2 separate regions of the Mus musculus genome follow, and region 1 is linked to region 2. A link is a contact called in ENCODE POLR2A ChIA-PET data. All regions are on one chromosome and are shown on one strand. The core of a region is the stretch at or near the end of the contact, and the rest is flanking DNA. Distances in the headings are between cores, read along the strand shown. Region 1 holds the start of Sppl2b (signal peptide peptidase like 2B). Region 2 holds the start of Gadd45b (growth arrest and DNA-damage-inducible 45 beta).

Region 1 (5,490 bases), core at 1,757-4,256, 75 kb after region 2:
AAACACTGCAGGAGGCCCTGATCTCAACATGGCAGCATGAGGAAGGCCCAGGTCACCCCAGTCCTCACTGGAGATGCTTACCACACACAGTGCAAGCAGCTGGGGACCTCATTTTTAAGCGTCCCCTGCAGGGACCTAGTGCTGGCCCTACTCCTCTCCAGAGAGAGCTGAGCCCCTGACACCAACTGTCCCCAAGATATTATCCCTGTCTGCCTCTCCAGGCAGCTGGGTGTGCCCAGGAAGGCCCTGAGCTGAAGCCATCACCAGTTCAGGGGAGGGCAGGGGCAGAGGACAACTGAGACCACAGGGCTCAGATCAGTTGGTCTCAGAGCTACACGCCCACTCCAGCCTCTTCCCGAACCTCCTTCCACCCTGGGAAAAATCAGAACCCACCCCCAAGCACTTCAGGACACCCCCAAGCACCTCCATGTGGCCCTAGACACCCACCAGCCATGTGCCCCTCCCACAAAGTTCCTTCCATGAGGGATTTGGGGGCCACAGGGGGGCCAGAGTTCACATCTCAAACTCGCCTGCCTTTTGTGTTTATGAAGTTTTAGCAGCACACAAATAAGTTCAGTCCTGTGACCATGGTTCCTCTCCCCCCTCCCCCAGCAGTGGAGCAATGGTGACAGGGGCCTGCAGAGCAGAGAGCTCCCCTTGTCAGAGCACAGCAGCGCTGTGTGGACCCAGGATGGGCTCTCTGTGAAAAGTGGCTTTTGTGTAAAACGGAAACGGGTAGAACTGCCTCTCTTCACAGTGATCATTGACCACACAAAGGCGCATTCACGGTCACCCACCCCACCCCACCACACACACTCACACGGCAGCCTTTCTACTCCGTCACCAAGGGGACAGCACAATGACACTCTTAACAGGTCAGGCTCTTCCAAGAACCAGTTCTAAGGCACTGTGTCCTGATCACACCTGGAAGACCTGGAGACCAGAAGCCCCGACAGCATCCTCACGTAGACACAGCCCCCAGTACCACCTCAAAGGGGTAGGAAACCAGGCCAGCAGGAACAACTTGGGATCAAGTCTCTAAGTCAGGATCACAAAAAGCCCCGGGGTCCAGGACTGCCACCATGCCAGTTCTCACTCAGTTAGCTTTACTCTTGGGCACCAGGACCAGGCTGCAACCCAGCCAAGAATGGCACCCTGTCTGCTCCCCACCAGATATGAGAAGTAGGTGCATCTAAACCATGCAGGATAAAGTCCAGGCGACACCCATCACCCGCCCAGCAATTCCCCAGCACACAGACTCACTGTCCAGCCAGGCCCACCCTTTCCTCCCAAAGCCTCTAGCCCTGAGTAAGAACTGAAGTCTCGTCGTTCTGTGGAAACAGTTTCCCCAAGAGCAAGCACTCCCTTCTGCAGGAACACGACCCACATGCACACTGAAATCAGCTCATCCCAGGAAAACACCATCTCTTACACCTTGGGTCAGCACCTGATGCCCACGGCCCCTTTCCTTTCCCGTCCTCAGCAAACTCCTATTCATCCTTCAGAACCTGTCACTGTCACTGTCCCTGAAAGCCCTCCATCAGACTAGCAAAAAAAGAGACCCACAAAAAAAGACATGGACTGGCCCCAGGGCAGGTCCAGCCAGGAGAGATGGCATAGCCAGGGGAGTTCCTCCATCAAAAGAGAAAAGAAAAAAAAAAAGACAAGGAGAAACCAGAATAGCCTTGGTGGACGGCACCTGCACAAAGAGGGCAGTTTCCAGAGGACAGTGGCCTGCTAAATATGATGTAGAGCCCTGGCCCACTGGCCAGATGCAGCAAGCCCTGACACACTTTCAAAAGCTCATGCTCAGCCAAGAACAGGATGTGGGGATAAAAGCAGCCAAAGAGAGATGTTGGCCACATGGTGGAGAGCCCAGGAACCACATGTGTGAGGAATGCCTTAAAGCTTAGCCAATCAAGGAGGCACATGCCAGCCAGTTGTGGCAGCACCGGGGAGGCTGAGGCAGAGCTGCAAGCCCACCGCCAGCCTGGGCCATACAGGGAGACCCTGTCACAAAAGTCTGTAATCTCAAAAAGGAAAAGAAAAAGTATTTTTAAAAATGACCTGGGCTCTTGTTTCACAAGACAAGAGCGTACACAGTAGCAGGACGCACTGGCCACCCTTCAAACCGGCCCAAGACCCAAGGATGCAACACTCCAGGATCTGGGACTGAAGGCTGGAGCCACAAAGACAAAACAAGAAAGGACTCTACTAAGCCAGGAGTTGCGATGCGGCGCGTGAGATAACTAGGCCGGTGTTTTGCTTTGAGTTCCAGGTTAGCCAAGCCTCACCGGGTGCACAGGGACAGCCAGGGCAACATGGGAAGTCAGAGCCCAGCCTGGACTGCAGAGCGAGCTGGAGGCCAGCCTGAGCTGCGGAGCAAGTTGGAGGGCAGCCTGGACTGCAGAGTGAGTGTGAAGCCAACATGGGTTACATAGTGAGTTCAAGGCTAGCCTGGACTACGCCGAGTTCGAGACCAGCATGCCACCTCTCTCAGAAAGCAAAGCACACCAGAAGCCAGCCTCCTGCCAGGGCGCACCCCGCGCACACCTGAGGCGTCCCAGCAGAAGCTCGTCCCCAGCGTTCTGCACCGACCCTGAGGTGGGGACCCCCTTCCGCCCAAGGTCACAGAACAGAAGCCGGGGTGCCGGGCTGCATGCACCTCGGGGGCCGCGCTGGACGCCCCGGGGATGGAGCGCGGGAACTCGCCCCATTCTGCAAAAGGGGAAACTGAGGCTGGCAGGAACAGCGGCGGCGGCGGTTGGGGCCCCGGGGCGCAGGGCGGGCTAAGCCCCGCCAGAAGTCTGCGGTGGCAATGAGCGAGTGGACCGCAAGGTCAAGGGCACGGTCAGGAGTTGGGGGGCCGGGCCGATCGGCCGTGGCGCTCACCTGGGCCGCGAGTAGCAGCAAAGCTGCGGCCAGCCGCGCCGCGGCCATGTCCGCCGGTCCCCCCGCAGCTCTAGGCGGAAGGTTTCCTGGCAACGCCTTCGGGACGCCGCAACGTGCTTGCGCCGAGGCTGCGCGTGCGCAAAGGCCTCCGCGTTAGAAAAGGGCGGGGCGGCGCCTGCGCAGAGCGACGTGAGGCGACAAGATGGCGGTGAGCATGTCTAGATCGTGGAAAGCAGGGCCGCGGGATCGAGGGTCTGTGGAAGCGAGAGCAGAAAGACTGAAAGGAGAGTGACGGACGCCCTAGAGTAGGGAGACAGGGTGCTGAAGGATGGGAGCCACGTGGGACTGCAGACGGAAGCCATGGGTACAGACCAGGTGACATGAAAAACAGACGACCGACATGAGGATGCAGACGCGGAACGTGGGGGTTGCAGACCAGGCAGACAGGGGTGCGTACAGGAAACAGTGCAGATGGGGTATCCAGGGATGCAGATGAGGACGTGGGCATGCAGACAGAAATGCAGACTCGGGCATAGCATTCAATTAGGCAGACACTGGAGGTGAGGATGCACCCAGGGTTCTGGGAGCCTGAGTTGGAAAGGAGTCCCTGGGTGCCATGCCCAGGCTACAGGGATATGGGGAGGCTGGACCTCTCTCCTCAGCGCCCCACCTCCCAGCAGGACAAAGAGAAAAAGAAGAAAGAAAGCATCTTGGACCTCTCCAAGTACATCGATAAGACCATTCGGGTGAAGTTCCAGGGTGGCCGGGAAGGTGAGTGCCTACCGCAGGGCTCCCTGACACAGAGCTTGGCTGAGGTCACAGCAAGCAAGGGAAGCCACCTAGTACAGGCGTTCCAATAATGGCTTGGGCTATTGTGTACCATTGAAAGGTATGCCCCTATTGTGGGTGGGGAAACAGAGCCCCAGGAAAGGAGTCAAGTGAGATTAGCACCCAGACCAGTATGGATGGATCCTGAAGGAAGGGGCCAGGACCCACGAGGAGGTGGAAGGAGGTGATAGGAAGCCCTGTTCTTAAGCACCTGGACACAGCAGGAACCTGGAAGGTTTCCCAATGAAAGGATTGAAAGTTCCAGGCCAGTTTAAGTTATGTAGCAAGATCTGTCTCCAAGAATCAACCATGGGTGGGGCTGTATGTCTGTGGGTAGATTGCTGGTTTAGCATGCATAAAGCCCTGAGTTCTATTCCCAACCCCGTGTAAACCTGGCGTGGTTGTATAAGCCTGGCATTCCAACACTAGGGGTAAGACAGGAGGATCAGGCTGCCTAGTGAGTCTGAGACCAGCTTGGGCACATGAGACCCTGGGGGGGGGGGGGGAGACTGTTTCAGATTGCATGGATGGGTGACAATAAAGTTTTATGGACACTATATAGCACCTTCCATACTGGAAAGAAGAGGGTTGGAGTCACAGTGACTAGGCCACCACACTTACTTACTCATGAGTTCTGTGGTGGCAACTGTTCCTGAGCTGCCATACCAGGTTCTATATGTGTTACGGGGTGGACTGACATTCTTCTCCATGTCTCGCCCGTGTTCCTCAAGCCAGCGGTATCCTGAAGGGCTTTGACCCACTGCTCAACCTGGTGCTGGATGGGACCATGGAGTACATGAGAGGTGAGCCGGCCGAGGTTGTTGTAGGACGGTGCTGGGGACCTGTGGGGTCAGATTACAGCAGGTGGTGACTTAGGGTGCAGTGTTGGAACACCAGAGGACTGGTGTGCTTGCCGGGAGGGCCTCAGGCTTGAGACTTCCAGCTCACTCTCCTCAGGTAGCTGGCTTTATCCTCAGCCCTCAGGACAGCAGGAATGGTGGCCGCTGTCCTCGGCCAGGAATGTCTACCTGCATCAGAGACTCCAAGGCTCACTGGATCTCAGCTCTGTATAAGCAGGTCCACCCTGTAGTGCCCTGAGCAGACCCCTGCCCCCCACACCAGGTTTCCTGTCTCCAGCCCTCGTGACAGTTATGTCTGACTGCTTACCAGCTCCTCCTGTTGCCCACCCTCTCCAGTGCATCTGCTGCTCAGTAGATGCCCTTGGTGTTTACGGGGTCAGCATGGGCTCTAGCGTTCTTGAAGTTGGAGATGTCTGGCTCCTCCCTCAGCCACCTTCGTGGTTCTGTGGTTTAGACTCTGCTGGTCAGGTGTTTTGAGAGCATCTGGATCTGTCAGTCCCCAGAAGCTGTGAGTGAGAACTCTCAGGCCCCTGAGGTCCCGGCTGTGGCATGCCTATGGATAGATATGCACCTCAGTCCTCTTGCCTCTCATCCTACCAGACCCTGATGACCAGTACAAGCTGACGGAGGACACTCGGCAGCTGGGGCTTGTCGTATGTCGTGGCACCTCGGTGGTGCTCATCTGCCCACAGGACGGCATGGAGGCCATCCCCAACCCCTTCGTGCAGCAGCAGGACACTTAGCAGCAAAGGAGAGCGGTCCAGCCCCAGGGATCTTCCTTCTATGGGGTGAACTTCTGTGTGATGTTTTGGTCTTTTGTTCTTGTTTTGTTTTGTTTTGTTTTTTAATAAAATTGCCCATGTGAGCATCTCCCTCCCTTCCTGCTCTGTAACTTTGATCTTTGGAGAAG
Region 2 (5,842 bases), core at 2,997-5,496:
GGGCTGGGGGCGTGGTCAGTGGTGAGCCCTGCCTAGAATCCCCCAGTGGAGGGGGCGTGGTCAGGGTGGAGACCCCACAAGAAGACCCCATTTTCAGGCCTTGAATTTTTCTCGCTCCATCCCCTAGCACGACCCGCACTTCATATCCTCACCCCGCAAACCATGTGAGATGAAATATTCTCAGCTATCTCATATGATTTTCCCCAACATCTCTGCATATTTGATCTGCCCTGCGCTTGCCCCAGCCTGGTCCCTTACGGCTCACAGGGGCTTCACTGTCTGTGCCTGGAAAGCGAGGTTCAGGGAGCGAGCTCCTGTGTAGTGTCCATCCGCCACCATGGATCTGTAAGAAGGTTGTATTCCACAGGATACAGGTCTGCGTGAACATACACCTGCTTGTACAAGCACGTGCTAACATGGACTGCGTGTGTCACAGACAGCCAGCTCAGAGAGGTTGAGCAACTCGGCCAAGAGGAACAGGAGTAAAACCAGGAAGTAACTCGGTGCAGGGGCTGGTGTTCCTACAACTAAGTGCTGGGGGACTGCGTGTGCATGCGTGCGCGTGCGTGAGCGCCACGCCCATCTGCCTGAAGTCCTCATCGCCAAGTTTTTCCTGCTTAACGTCCAATAACACACCCACGTTTCCTGGCACACGATGATGTCCCTAAGGGGATCAGCAGCCCAGGACAAGACCAAAGCTCGATGACCTGGGACAGCTATCCTTGCTGACTGGATGGAGTCTCCTCTCAGCCGGCTAGAGTTTTCCCCTCCCCCACCCATAATTCCAGACTGCAAGCCAAGCTCTGAGCTCCAGTATCTTTTTCTGGGGGGAAAATGAGGCTGGAGTAGTTTTGAGTGTGGAAGGAAGACGCTGGGCTGGTATGGCTGAGTCAGCGAACCAGGTATTCATAGCGATTTCTGCCAGGAAGACTTCAGAACTTTGGAATGGAGGACATTTATCAGAGGGAGAAACTGAGACAAGGCAAAAAAGTGTTAGGTGTCTTGTTTGTTTAAGGAGGCCGCCAGGTTAGAAAAGGGACCGCAGGTTACAAGCCCTTAAGGGAAGAGCTAACATGTACCTGCCTGGGGCCACTGCCTGCAGGCAGAGACTGGGAACTCGAGAGTCCACATCTTGACCACCAGTGGCCCCATCTCACCCCATCCCCTCAAACCCACCCCTGCCAATTCTCTCACTCCTTCAGGCTCCAGCCTGATCATTTTCTCACCCTAATACCTCTGAGCGGCCCCCCAAGGTGACCCTCTCCCCTGTGTCTCACTCCAAGACTCTCCAGTCTGTATGTAGCCTAACTCTTAATCTCCCCTCACTCGCTCCTCCCCGCCCCCATGGCTAGTGCTCTAGCAAGCCCAACACCCCAGCTTCTCTCCTTCCCTACCCCACACCCTGCACCCCAGATACCCTTCCCCTCCTCCAAACCCTACACCCGGTCTCTGGGGACTCCCCTCCTTGGGGCTCCCCCCTCGCGTGTGACTCCCAGGGCGCCCCCGGGGATTTTCTCCACCCACGAGGGTTTTGGTGGAAAGGTCGCTGGTAAACTGAGGCTAGCGAAGCAGGGGAGCCCTGGGATGGGCCGGGTAGTTTCGTTTTGGAGAGAGATGCAGCGGGTGCCAAGGCTTCCAGGGTGTTTCCTACTGTTGATTTTAAGCTTGGGGAAAGAATGAAAAAGCATTTTTTTCCCTTTGTGCATCCACAGAGCCCATCCCAGGAACAAGAGACCTAGGGTGCGTCCCCAGGGGAGGACAGGGATCATCCCCCACCCCCCAGAGGCCCCCAGCTGAGCCGCCTCAGGCGTTCTCACCACCTCTCTGGTCTTTCAATTGAGAGGTGGCAGGTCAGTAGGGTGGGGACGGAGATTGCAGTCCTCTTCCCGACGTTCTCAGACCCGGGCTCCAGCACGGTGGGTAACAGTGGGGGATGGGCCGCCAGGTTTCGTAATAAACCCGCGTCTTAATTGCTATGAAGCTGGAGTTGGGTGGTGGCGCCTACAGCAGACGGCAGCAGCGTCTAGAGCTGCTGAGCTCAGAGCTCCTAACAAGGGTTGGTGGCCCATGGCGCGACACAGGGTAGGCAGAAGGGGCCGGTGGGAGCGGGGGTAAAATACAACGAGAACACGAAGGCTTAACGAGTTTATTGGAATGTCTCTGTAGTAGAAATTTTTAAAAATATGCAAGCGATCTGTCTTGCTCAGCACAATATTAAAAATAGATGTGCTGTAGCTGCGAAGTCCCGGGCTCGAGTCCCGGGTCCCGCGGCGAGGGTCGTCGCCCTCCGCTGACTTATGCACAGTTCACTGTCCCGCAGGGTGGGGGACGCCTCACCCCACCCCTGCGGCGGTGTCCAGACCGTCTGCGGCTGCGAGCAGAGGCTGGCTGCAGGACTGCCAGGCCTTGGCTCTAAAGTCTCAGTCTCCTCTTGCCTGAGGTGCCCTCCTTCCGACCTCGGCGACCACCTGTGGTGCTGCTCCTGGCTCCACAGCCCAGAGGGCGGGCGGGCGCACGTGCCCCTCTCCTCATCTCAGTCTCGGTGACTCCGCCCCTCCCAGAAGGTATCACGGGTAGGGTAGCCTTTGAGGGATTGTTCTGGGGGATGAGGGGGCTGTCAAATATGTATTTTATTTACTTTTTTTAGGGGACAGCAACTCGACAGTTGCTTTAGATGTTTGGAGTGGGTCTCAGCGTTCCTCTAGAGAGATATAGGGGACCCATTGGTTATTGCCTCTGCTCTCTTCACAGTAACTGGCCACCTCCACCAAGCCTTGGCTTTTCCAGGAATCTGTATGACAGTTCTGTTGGAGGGAGAAAAAGAAGGGTTTAGTGGGAGTTCTAGGAGTTAGGTAGGGAGCCTCTGTTCAGCGCCAGGGGCCCTACTGGGGAAAAACAGGCTGGCTCAAAATAGCTGCCAGGGTGACTAGGCAGCCCACGGGACATGCCAAGCATGGCTGGGCACTGAGCTGGTGCTGGACCAGCCAGCCCAGCTATGTTGACAAACACGGGACCCAGGTGACCAGGACGGGTGGGTGGGGCGGGGAGAGAGAGAGACAGAGACGTGGGGGGGGGGAGGGCTCACCGTGACCAGGAGGCAGTGCAGGTCTCGGGCTTCGGTTGTGCCCAATGTCTCCGCCGGCTCCCCCAGGAGCTGCGCCAGCCTCTGCATGCCTGATACCCGGACGATGTCAATGTCATTGTCGCAGCAGAACGACTGGATCAGGGTGAAGTGAATCTGCAGAGCGATATCATCCTCCTCTTCTTCGTCTATGGCCAGGAGGCACAAGACCACGCTGTCGGGGTCCCTGCAGGAGAGAAGGAGTGTCAGGGGGTCGTCAGACCAGGAGCGGGTGTCACCGTGCACGGGGTGGGATAGGGGGATATGAGCTCCAGGAACCGCAGGCGGGAAGGGTGGACAAGACCCATCGTGCATCAGGAGTGTATATAAGAACAGCCCCCCAGCCGCAGTACTGCACGGGTGCTGGGGTGGCCGACTATGCAAATACTGATGGCGGTGGGGGAGGAAGCACATAGTCCAAAGTTACTGGGGTTGCCTTGTCAAAACAAAAAACACAAAACCTCAAACTTGCGAAGTCAGGGTTCTGCAGCGACTCTCTTTCCTCCTCCCCAAAAAAAATTCTCTGAGAAATGTCGCCCTCCACTCCCCAAAACCGAGAGCGCTGGGAAAGTCCCCCAAAGCCCCGAGCCCTATAGGGATGTTGGAGCGCGCGTGCATCAGAGGGGCGCCCCCACCCACGCCCGAGAAAGGGGGGTGCTGACTCACACATTCATCAGTTTGGCCGCCTCGTACACCCCCACGGTGAGGCGATCCTGACGCTGCGCGGCCACCAGCAGCTGCTCCACCGCGGCAGTCACCGCCTGCATCCTAAAAGGCCAAATGGGGAGATTAGCCGATGACAGCCCCGCAGACCTCAGGCGGCGGGCGAGAAGACCTCAGCCTCTGTTGTACTCACTTCTGAACCGCGTTGTCGCTCGCCACCAGCTCTTCCAGGGTCATGATGCAGTCACACTCCACAGCGGACCCCCACGGAAGATCCCCAAGAGCAAAGTACAAGTCCAGATACGAACCCAAGAGGCAAAAAAACCTTCCCGTGCGACCAGAAGTGTCGGAGGCCTTCCGGAGGCGGTGGGACTTCCCTTCCCAAGAAAAAAGTAGGGGTAAAAAGAAGATTGCAAAATCCCCCTCGAAATTAATCCAAGAAGACAGAGATGAACGCAGACCCAGGGTTGCTGCGGAGTGAGCGCGCGGGCGCTGCGAGCGGTTTATATGACTTCCCGGGTGGAGGCGTGGCCACTGGAGGCATGCGCTTTCCACCCATTGGTAGATGCACAAAGGGCCGAGTATCCCGCGCTGAGATTGGCTGGAGATGGAAAGGGCGGAGCTCGGAGCTCCGGCGGCCCCACGTGGGGGTCAGGGCTGGGAGGAGCGTGAACGCCAGCAGCGGCGACAGCTAGAAAAGCCAGAGAGCTCTAGAGAGAGAGCTCTAGAGAGAAAAAAAAAAAAAAAAAAAAAAAAAAAAAAACCACAGAAGTTTCTCTCCTGATTTCCCGGCAGCCGCGCTACGCAGGCCGCGCGCGGGGTTTCCAGCGCGAGAGGCTGGCCTGAACTTTCGGGGAGGGCTGTCTGGAATCCCCTCGCTGTCCCCGGAGAGTCCCTAGCCTTTCCCAAGCTCTGAAAGAAGGGATGTGCATGCGCCAGGAGGCTTACTAAGTGTTCTGCCGGCCTTGTAGAGTTGGAGAGTGTTTAAATAACGTCTAGGGTATACAGTAAACGTTTGGTAAGTTTGAGGACGGTGGGATCCTCTCCCCAAAGTGAGAACTACCAAGGCACCCTAGCATCGCCAGCACGAAGGTGCTTTGAGAACGCTCAGCCCTCTAAGGCCAGGGTCGCGGGAGGAGAGGCACACAGGAAGCTTCCTAGTGGTCGTGGTAGGTGGCTTGGCGGTGCCCCAGGGGTCCTGGCTGCAGAGCACTAAGGGATCGCAGGGGGAGAGATCCGGAACCCTTTCTCCCTCCTCCCGGCACCCCGAGAATTTCACGTGTGCACGGGAGGCGCAGGTGAAGAGCCCTCCAGACGCTCTGCGGAGTGACCCTGCCCCCTGCCGGCTGCCTCACCGTCTATCCTCAGATCGATTCGCCACACTTAACCCCTGAGGGGGAAGCCAAGTGGCAAAACCCGAAGGGTACTGACCCGGGGAGAGGTGACTGAAAGGCAGCCGCTCTTATGTCCCTGGCATTTTTGTAGTGCGTAGCATGAAGCACAAGCCCCTTCTTCCACGCGTGTCATTTATCTTTCCAAGATTTGTCAGGCAAAGGAATTGATATCTGCATTATGCAAAATGGAAACTGAGGCTTCCAAGGGCGTTCCAAGCCACAGCTTGAGGGCTGGTAGTCGACAGCAAGGACACGAGCGAGGCAGATAGACCCGCGTGGGATTCTCCCACGGTGCACGGGGGCTCCCGGTGAATCACCCTGAGTCGCCTCCTCCGCCAGCCTGGGTCCTGGCCTCGGCCGCGCGGCTCGGTTCCCCGGATCCCCGGATCCCCCGATCCCGGGTCTGGTGACGCATCCTGCTTCCTCCGCGCCACCCACCCAGCATGCGAAATGTCCCTGGCGTGAGAGGCGCGGCGGCGACACCTGGTGGCCTCATGAGGTCTCTGCTCACGCAGCTTCCGGAAAGGGAGGGGGAGAGAACACTTGGAATGATTTTTTTTTTTTTTTTTTTTTTGAGACAGATTTCTCTGTATAGCCCTGACTGTCCTGGAACTCACTCTGTAGACCAGGCTGGCCTCGAACTCAAGAGATCCGCCTGCCTCTG

Evidence for each region. ChIA-PET counts read pairs that join two places held with the same protein, here RNA polymerase II (POLR2A).
Region 1: POLR2A ChIA-PET joins it to region 2 with 19 read pairs in embryonic stem cell. The contact joins the promoter of Sppl2b here to the promoter of Gadd45b in region 2. POLR2A ChIA-PET finds 5 or more read pairs at or near these places in 4 of 5 experiments (Patski and embryonic stem cell).

What each region holds. Positions count from the first base shown.
Region 1 is chr10:80,852,791-80,858,280 of GRCm38, reverse strand. Sppl2b (signal peptide peptidase like 2B) reads right to left here and starts at 3,006. Exons shown (of 15, transcript NM_175195.3): 1 at 2,893-3,006. The coding sequence starts at 2,940. Lsm7 (LSM7 homolog, U6 small nuclear RNA and mRNA degradation associated) reads left to right here and starts at 3,072. Exons shown (of 4, transcript NM_025349.2): 1 at 3,072-3,100; 2 at 3,573-3,663; 3 at 4,452-4,523; 4 at 5,181-5,456. The coding sequence starts at 3,095. The coding sequence ends at 5,323.
Region 2 is chr10:80,928,495-80,934,336 of GRCm38, reverse strand. Gadd45b (growth arrest and DNA-damage-inducible 45 beta) reads right to left here and starts at 4,246. Exons shown (of 4, transcript NM_008655.1): 1 at 3,978-4,246; 2 at 3,788-3,889; 3 at 3,086-3,308; 4 at 2,133-2,804. The coding sequence starts at 4,021. The coding sequence ends at 2,691.